2 separate regions of the Homo sapiens genome follow, and region 2 is linked to region 1. The links are chromatin contacts, found by Hi-C in ENCODE. All regions are on one chromosome and are shown on one strand. The core of a region is the stretch at or near the end of the contact, and the rest is flanking DNA. Distances in the headings are between cores, read along the strand shown.

Region 1 (3,416 bases), core at 533-3,032:
CCATCAAGCCCCGAAGCTGAAGGAGAAAAAGACACAATGTGTAGGCCCCTGGTGCCCAATTCCCTGAGGATGGAGTACCCGGTGGGTGTGTTTGGGGGGCCTGGGGGAGGGTCCCCACTTCTTCTGTGGTGTTCTCCAAGGAGATTGGGAGTGGGCTCTGGCCTGAGTTCCTGGACATCTGGTCCCTGACCTGGCTGTCCCAAGGGATTGAGGGCTACAAAGATAGATCAGGGGTACAACATAGAGCAAAGATCTTTCTACCAGTCAGGGACCCGGAAGGAAATAGTTACAAATTCAAATTCGGATAATTCTGGGAGAGTTTAATAAAGGAACCATTCACAAAGGATGGTCAGGGTATTGGGAGATCTCAAGGGAGGGAACAGTAGTGACAGCTGGAATCTGTGACCACCCAAGGCCTGGCAGTCCAAGGGGAGGGAGCTGCTAGCGGGGAGGGTTAGAACCCAGAGGCAGAAAGGGCTGAGCGGGGAGAGCTGCCTGACAAGCAGCTGGCACCTGGGGCAGGGACACAGCCAGGCTACAGCAGCCCCAGGAGGGAGCTGGCGGGTAAATGCCCACCTCTCTCACTCCTCCCTCTCTTCCATTGGTCATACCCAACCAGAAGCAAAAGCACAGGTAGCCCACAGAGGCAGCCACCCAGCTCAGCCTTGTGGGGCACAGGGCGATGGAGAAGACAGTGGATCTGGAGAGCCTAGAACAGCCCCAAGCACGGGAAGTCTGTCTGGGGGTGCTCCTGGGGCTGCTAGGAGCTAAATCCAAAGATCTGGTGGTTGTTCAGGAAACAGGAAAAGGACCCCTCAGGATCAGGCCCACATGCCAGAGCGAGTCCCTCAGCAGGCAAGGCAAACACTGCAATAGAGTAAGGACAAGCTCAGGGCCAGCCAGGCCATAGGCAGAAAATGCCCCATCAACTGCCAGGACTCCAGGGGCCTGGAGAACCCAGAGGAATTTCAGGAGGCCCTGAAGTTAGGCCAGCTGGACAGAGGGCCCTGAGCTTCACCCATCTCCGAAAACAACAATTGTCCTGAGCTGAGTAAAGAGGCTCGTTTTGTCTTTGTGTCCTTGATCTGGGCAGCTCCAGGGCTCCTCACTGGTGCAAGGAAAGGAGGTGATCCTGTCTCGCTAAGAGCTCAGGCTGCAGGCAGAGCTGGCTTCAAGAGTGCACAGCCTGTGCAGCAGTGCAGGGCCCCGTGCTTAGTTGAATTCTCTTCTGTTGTTGCCTTGAAATTCTTCCTAACTTTTGGACGAGGAGCCCTCCATTTTCATTTTGCACAGGGCTCTTTGCCAGTCCTGACTGCAGCTTGCCACCTATTTCAATACGAGGAAATGGGAGAGGGCAATGCTGAAGCCAGGGGTTTCATGCACAGACAGTATGACAGTCTGGCAGGGAGATATTTAGGCTGGTTGGGCGGGGGGCATTTTTGGAGCCCCTTACATCAAGTCACATAGATAAATGCCTACTGCATCCAAGGGCCAGATTAGCCCCACACAGAACATGAAGATAAAGGGCAGAGAAACCCCCAGGAAGCAACCACAAGAAAGAGTGGGGTCCTGATGACAGTGACTTTGGACAAGGTCTATGCCCCTCACCCACCCACCCAGGAAAGTGCAGGTCCCTCTGGCCCTGCAGGCTGCAGGCTGAGGGGCTGAGTCACCTCCAGGTCCCCAGCTTGAGATGGTCCAGGTTCTCAGAGGCTATGAAGAACTCACTGCCCTGCCAAGGTGCCAGGGTTACTGGCAGCCCCAGGCTCCTGGTGTCCTCTTACATCCTATGACATCAATTCAGGCGTCTCAGGTGCCGGCCTGGGTGGCAGAGCAGAGAGCCACCATGTGAGCCAGGCCCACGTCTTTCATCTACTGCCCAGTATTCCTGATACGGCTACTCCTGTGGGTAGGCGAGTTACAGAGACAGCACCCCAACAGCACCCCAACATCTGAGGCCCCCTTCTACGCAGGGTACTAACAAGGCCTCCCAACAGTGCCATGAGGTAGGCATTATTATCATCCCCAATTTACAGAGATTTATGGCCCTGGTACCACAGTGGATACCAGCAGCCAGAGAAAGCCCCAGGCAAAGACACACAGGTTCTGGCAGATGGAAGCCACGAAGTCAGAGGATTGGTGGGACTCAGACAGCACCTACTACACCCGGCACGGAGATGGGCCTGTGGGCAACTGCCTCTTGCACTTGGCAGTGCAGATGGGGAAGCAGAGTTGCTGCATATCAGGCACCTACTGTTTGCATGATCCTAGGCTAAAATCTCTTTATACATGAGGTCTCCGACTCTCATAACCGCCCCATGAGAAAAGTCTTATTAACTGCTCCCATTTCATAGATGAGGGGCTCAAAATGATGTATCTTGCCCACATCACGCCCAGACGGTAAATGGCAGGGCTGAAATTCGAACCCAGGTGGGTCCGACCCCAGGGAACGTACAGAGACAGAGAGAGAGGAGCCCGTGCAAGATGCACCTGGCAGGAGATACTGCTCAGCAAATGAAGGACCTTTCATGTCCTAGGGAGCTGCTGAAGAATTCTGAACCAGTGACACCATCAGGTATGAGGTTTCCAGAGGTCATGCAGGGTATGTGGGGAGAACTGAAGGGGGCTTACAGCAACACTGGAGGCCGGAAGGGCAGTGAGAGGCTTTTGCAATTTGCGGGTGCTTTTCATCAGCCATGGTTACCTTGTGGTCCTGTGCTGTCCCCAAGCGGTAGTTCGGCAGAATTGATTCCTTCACTGAGGACCTTCTTGTTCAGCCTGGAGCACGCATTAGAATCAGCGGGAGGGTTTATTAACACAGAGGTATGGGGTGGGCCCAAGAATGTGCCTTTCTAACGAGTTTCCAGGTGATGCTGATGGTCTGGAGACCACAGTTTGAAAACCACAGGCTTAATTGCTTTCAAGGGGCCACGCAATCAGGCTGCCTCGTGGGGAGAAGGCGGTTACAGAGGATCCTGGCCTCAGAGCTGTGACCTCAGAAGGGAGGCGCCTGAAGCAAGTAGGGAAGGCTTCTGAGGGCATGGGGTCCGAGAACCATTAGGACTCAAAGGAGCCAAATTTCAGGGGAGGCAGGAGCTTGGGGAAACCTGTAAAGTGGCTGCCCCGCTTTCATACGTCATTTCTGCATCTTAAACAATAGAAAGCAGGCTGGGTGCCAGGCGCAGTAGCTCATGCCTGTAATCCCAGCACTTTGGGAGGCCAAGGCAGTGGATCACTTGAGGTCAGGAGTTCGAGACCAGCCTGGCCAACATGGTGAAACCCCGTTTCTACTAAAAATACAAAATTTAGCTGGGCATGGTGGCACGTGCCTGTCATCCCAGCTACTCAGGAGGCTGAAACAGGAGAATCACTTGAGGGAGGCGGAGGTTGCAGTGAGCTGTGATCACGCCACTGTA
Region 2 (3,416 bases), core at 571-3,070, 400 kb before region 1:
TCCCAGCCTCCTCCGCTTTCACATCTCACCATCCTCTGTAATCACTTGCATGACTTCCAGGATAAGGAAATGGACCCAAGATCAGTCCACTTGCAGTCTTGGGGGAATAAATAAAACATTCACATGCCTATTGGAAGCAAGGAGGTAAGCAATGTGTCACCCACAAGCTCAAAAGGTAAACTCTTCTTCAAATTCTATATAGGCCAAGATTTTCTCCAAATTATAATGCATTCTCCAATCGCCTTCTAACTCTGCTCCCTCCCACCATGAAGACTACCTACCTTCCATGATAAGCACATGGGGATCACTATTAACAGAAGCAGACAGGTGAAACTTATTGTTTCTCTTCCTCCTTATACTTGTCCTCCTCTTCCTCCTCATCCTCCTTTCTCATCATTGTCATTATCATGTTCATTATCACACTATCTCCAACATTTGTTACATCTAACTATGTGCCACATACTGAACCTAAATTATTTAATTTAATCCCCTCAATGACCCTATAAGGTACATGCTATGATTATAGCACTGTTCTCTTTCCTTGTTGGAGAGGTTATGTAACATGATAGTTAAGAGCTCCGCTCTGGAGTCAGCAGACTTAGATTCAAATCTCACTACAATGCTTATTACCTGTGAAACCAGTTATTTAAACTCTATACTCTTCAATTTCTTCATCTATAAATAGGGATATAGTGCCAATGTAGGGCCTACCTGGTGCCTAAGGTTCCTACTGGAAGTAGAAAGGGAAAGAGAGAAAAATAGGGAGAGCTAAGTATGATTACAGAAAGATGTTTCTTACAAGTAAATGGTGTGATTTGGCTGTAAACCGAGAAGAGATTAAGGTAAATGAGTGATTACAAAAGAGTTGGTTGAATCAGAAGAACCTTTGGTCCAGAAGATCATAAAAAGTACATGGGCTTTGATTTCCAACATGTCCCAGCTCAGGGACCGGAAATGCATAACCTTGGCTGTGGGAATCTGGGGAACTGAAAATCTGGTGGAGCCTATTCTGTTACCCAGCTCTCCCCTGGAGGAACCCCACCTTGGCTGTCATATTGGCATTCCATGCTGTTGGGAGCCTCTGGACAGGAGGACTTCCCTCCCCAACAGCTGGTCTCCTTCTGCCTTTGGGGCTCTGTTGGACCAGCTTGAAGAATATCTCCAACATACCCACTCCTATGTGGCCAAGGAGATGGGTTTGGGGGACAGAAAGTAACCATCTCTTCAGCACCCTCATCTCTTCCTACATGCACACACACTCACAGGCACAATATCTGCATAGACTTGCCACCTATGAAGGTGTCAGTGCTTCTTCTCCCAATACCTGGTTAGTGACTTGTGTATGAAAACTACAGAAACCTGTAGACCTAGGAAACAAAGACACTTCCAAATCTGGAAGTCCCAATTTGCAGACTGGATTTCCAAAGATGTTTTGGGTTTGATGGTTGGACACTGTCATTGACACTTTTCTTAGTAATAATATTCTTAATGGTGTTTGTGTCCCCATAAAAGCCTATATCACTCAATGTGGCTGAAATGTTGTATATTCACAATAAAAATATAAAGTTTCAATATTCATAAATAGTATACCAAATGTTAGTATTGAATATGATAAAGGCATTTCTGGGGCATCTTGAATATTGATGGTTGATAACAAGAAAATGTATTAGAGGAGGAGAAGAAAGTTGATAAAGAATTTTACAATCTCTGGACATCAGTAGATGTCATGAAACACTTTGATTTTTCTTGAAGTGTAGCCCAAGCATTACTCATCTTAACCTTGATTAAGGTTGTTTTTGGCTCACATTCAGACCACAGGAACTGGGAGAGAGAGTAAGAGAGGAAAAGGGAGGAAGAAAAAATAAGAGAAAAAGGAGGATGAGGACATGTGTAATGATGGATTTACAAATGGAGAAATGTCTTGTTTGATGTGAAATTCCCTACCATGAATGGGGAAAGGCAATGGAAAAGGGAATATTTAGAAATAAATATCAGGTCAGACAGATATTTGTACCAGTTTCCTTCTTGGTTGCTGTCTGAAGCTGGAGGAAAGGCATGAGAGTGTGGGGGGATGGGGGATTTCAGAGTGGTCAGAGGAAGTTGGGGGATGAATCAAAATTAAATTTTACATGTATAAGTCTTTGGAGAGTTAGACATTTCTAACCTAATGAGTGTCTGTGTTTGCTTTGTCCATAATAACCTCTCATAAAATGCTTATAAAGCTGAATACTTTGTGATATCTCATTCTGTTACCATTTCCATTGTCTAGAGTTTGACATTGACATTGCCAGAAAGTAAAATTTCTGGGTCTAAGGTACATTCTCCCATCCTTCAGCTGGGTCAATGTGTTCCATGACTTCATGCATATATGCGAATGACCTACCCCCAGGCATCACAAATCCTCTTGATCCATGCCAAACTCCATCTCTACTTGAGTTGTTGAGTTTCACACAATTGAGACACCTGATTAAATACATATTGTCTCTCTACTGCAGTGGTAAGAAAGAAGAGGGAAGAATTTTGTGAATGGAGATATTTCTCTCAGCTAGACATGGCAACTTAATAGAAATAGTTATCAGGTGAGTCATCCTTGACTCATCCTTTATGAATGGAAAATTAAGCCGTGCAATGAAGTTCTCAGCCTTTGTTCTCGAGTCTGGAACATGCCTCACATGATAGGTTGGTGCCTAGTGAATCAAGATTATAATAGTTGGGTTCTTAAATAAGAAAAGTTCTTCTCAGGGTGAGATGTCCAAAATGCATGTCCTCAACTTGAAGAACAAAGTCAGGTGTATAAAAGGCTCTTAATGAATATTTATTGAGTGAACTAATTTATGAATGAATAGGTTGGTGAGGAAGAGAGAAGAGCGGAGGGTTACTCTTAGTTTCTGGCTTGGGGAACAGTGTTGGCTTGTGGTAGTATTAACGAAGAGGATATACAGTAGGAGGAGGTCTTGAAGGTTGGGTTAAAAATCAGTGTTATGGTGAGTTCAGTTATGGACATGTTGAACTGAGGAGTCTGCAGGACATTCAAGTAGATACCTGGGTGGTTGTTGTGCAGAGTGTGTATTATGAAAATAAAAAAGGTCTTGCTGATATAAAGAGAGTTTTGCCAGGATTAATTCTCTTTTCTTCCCTTCCACTCATTTAATCTTTCTTTACAGCTTTTCTACTTTCTTTTCACAAACATTTCTGGGTTGGCTGTCATTTGCAGAGATTTGTGTTAGGTACTGTATATACATGAGAAGGAACAGTTTTAACTCATTCATTTAACAGTTTTATTGAGCTCCTACTACGTTCCAGACCCTGGCTCAGTTGTTATATTGGTCTGTATACAAGTGTACAAGTAGACATAGTCCCTTCTCAGGAAGAATTCAAATCATTTAAATAATAAGGCACAAATTTGTGAAACAAGT

The links. A loop is a pair of places that touch in the nucleus more often than their neighbours do. Pooled maps may share reads with other maps.
Region 2: a pooled map shows a loop between it and region 1 (6-fold over the local background). The contact joins two enhancer-like sites. A Hi-C loop is called at or near these places in 1 of 168 maps with a recorded cell type or tissue (endothelial cell of umbilical vein), 2 of 37 single-sample maps with no recorded cell type and 14 of 50 pooled maps.

Annotation. Positions count from the first base shown.
Region 1 is chr20:4,108,122-4,111,537 of GRCh38, reverse strand. No RefSeq gene overlaps it. Among named protein-coding and RNA genes, the nearest start is that of SMOX, 39 kb to the left of the region's middle. RefSeq lists enhancers at 677-1,241, 1,575-2,126, 2,127-2,679. Within about 2 kb of position 1,782, at least 3 of the 41 ENCODE cell types and tissues checked have a DNase peak (open chromatin) inside an H3K27ac peak, as active enhancers do.
Region 2 is chr20:4,512,280-4,515,695 of GRCh38, reverse strand. No RefSeq gene overlaps it. Among named protein-coding and RNA genes, the nearest start is that of PRNP, 170 kb to the left of the region's middle. Within about 2 kb of position 1,820, at least 5 of the 41 ENCODE cell types and tissues checked have a DNase peak (open chromatin) inside an H3K27ac peak, as active enhancers do.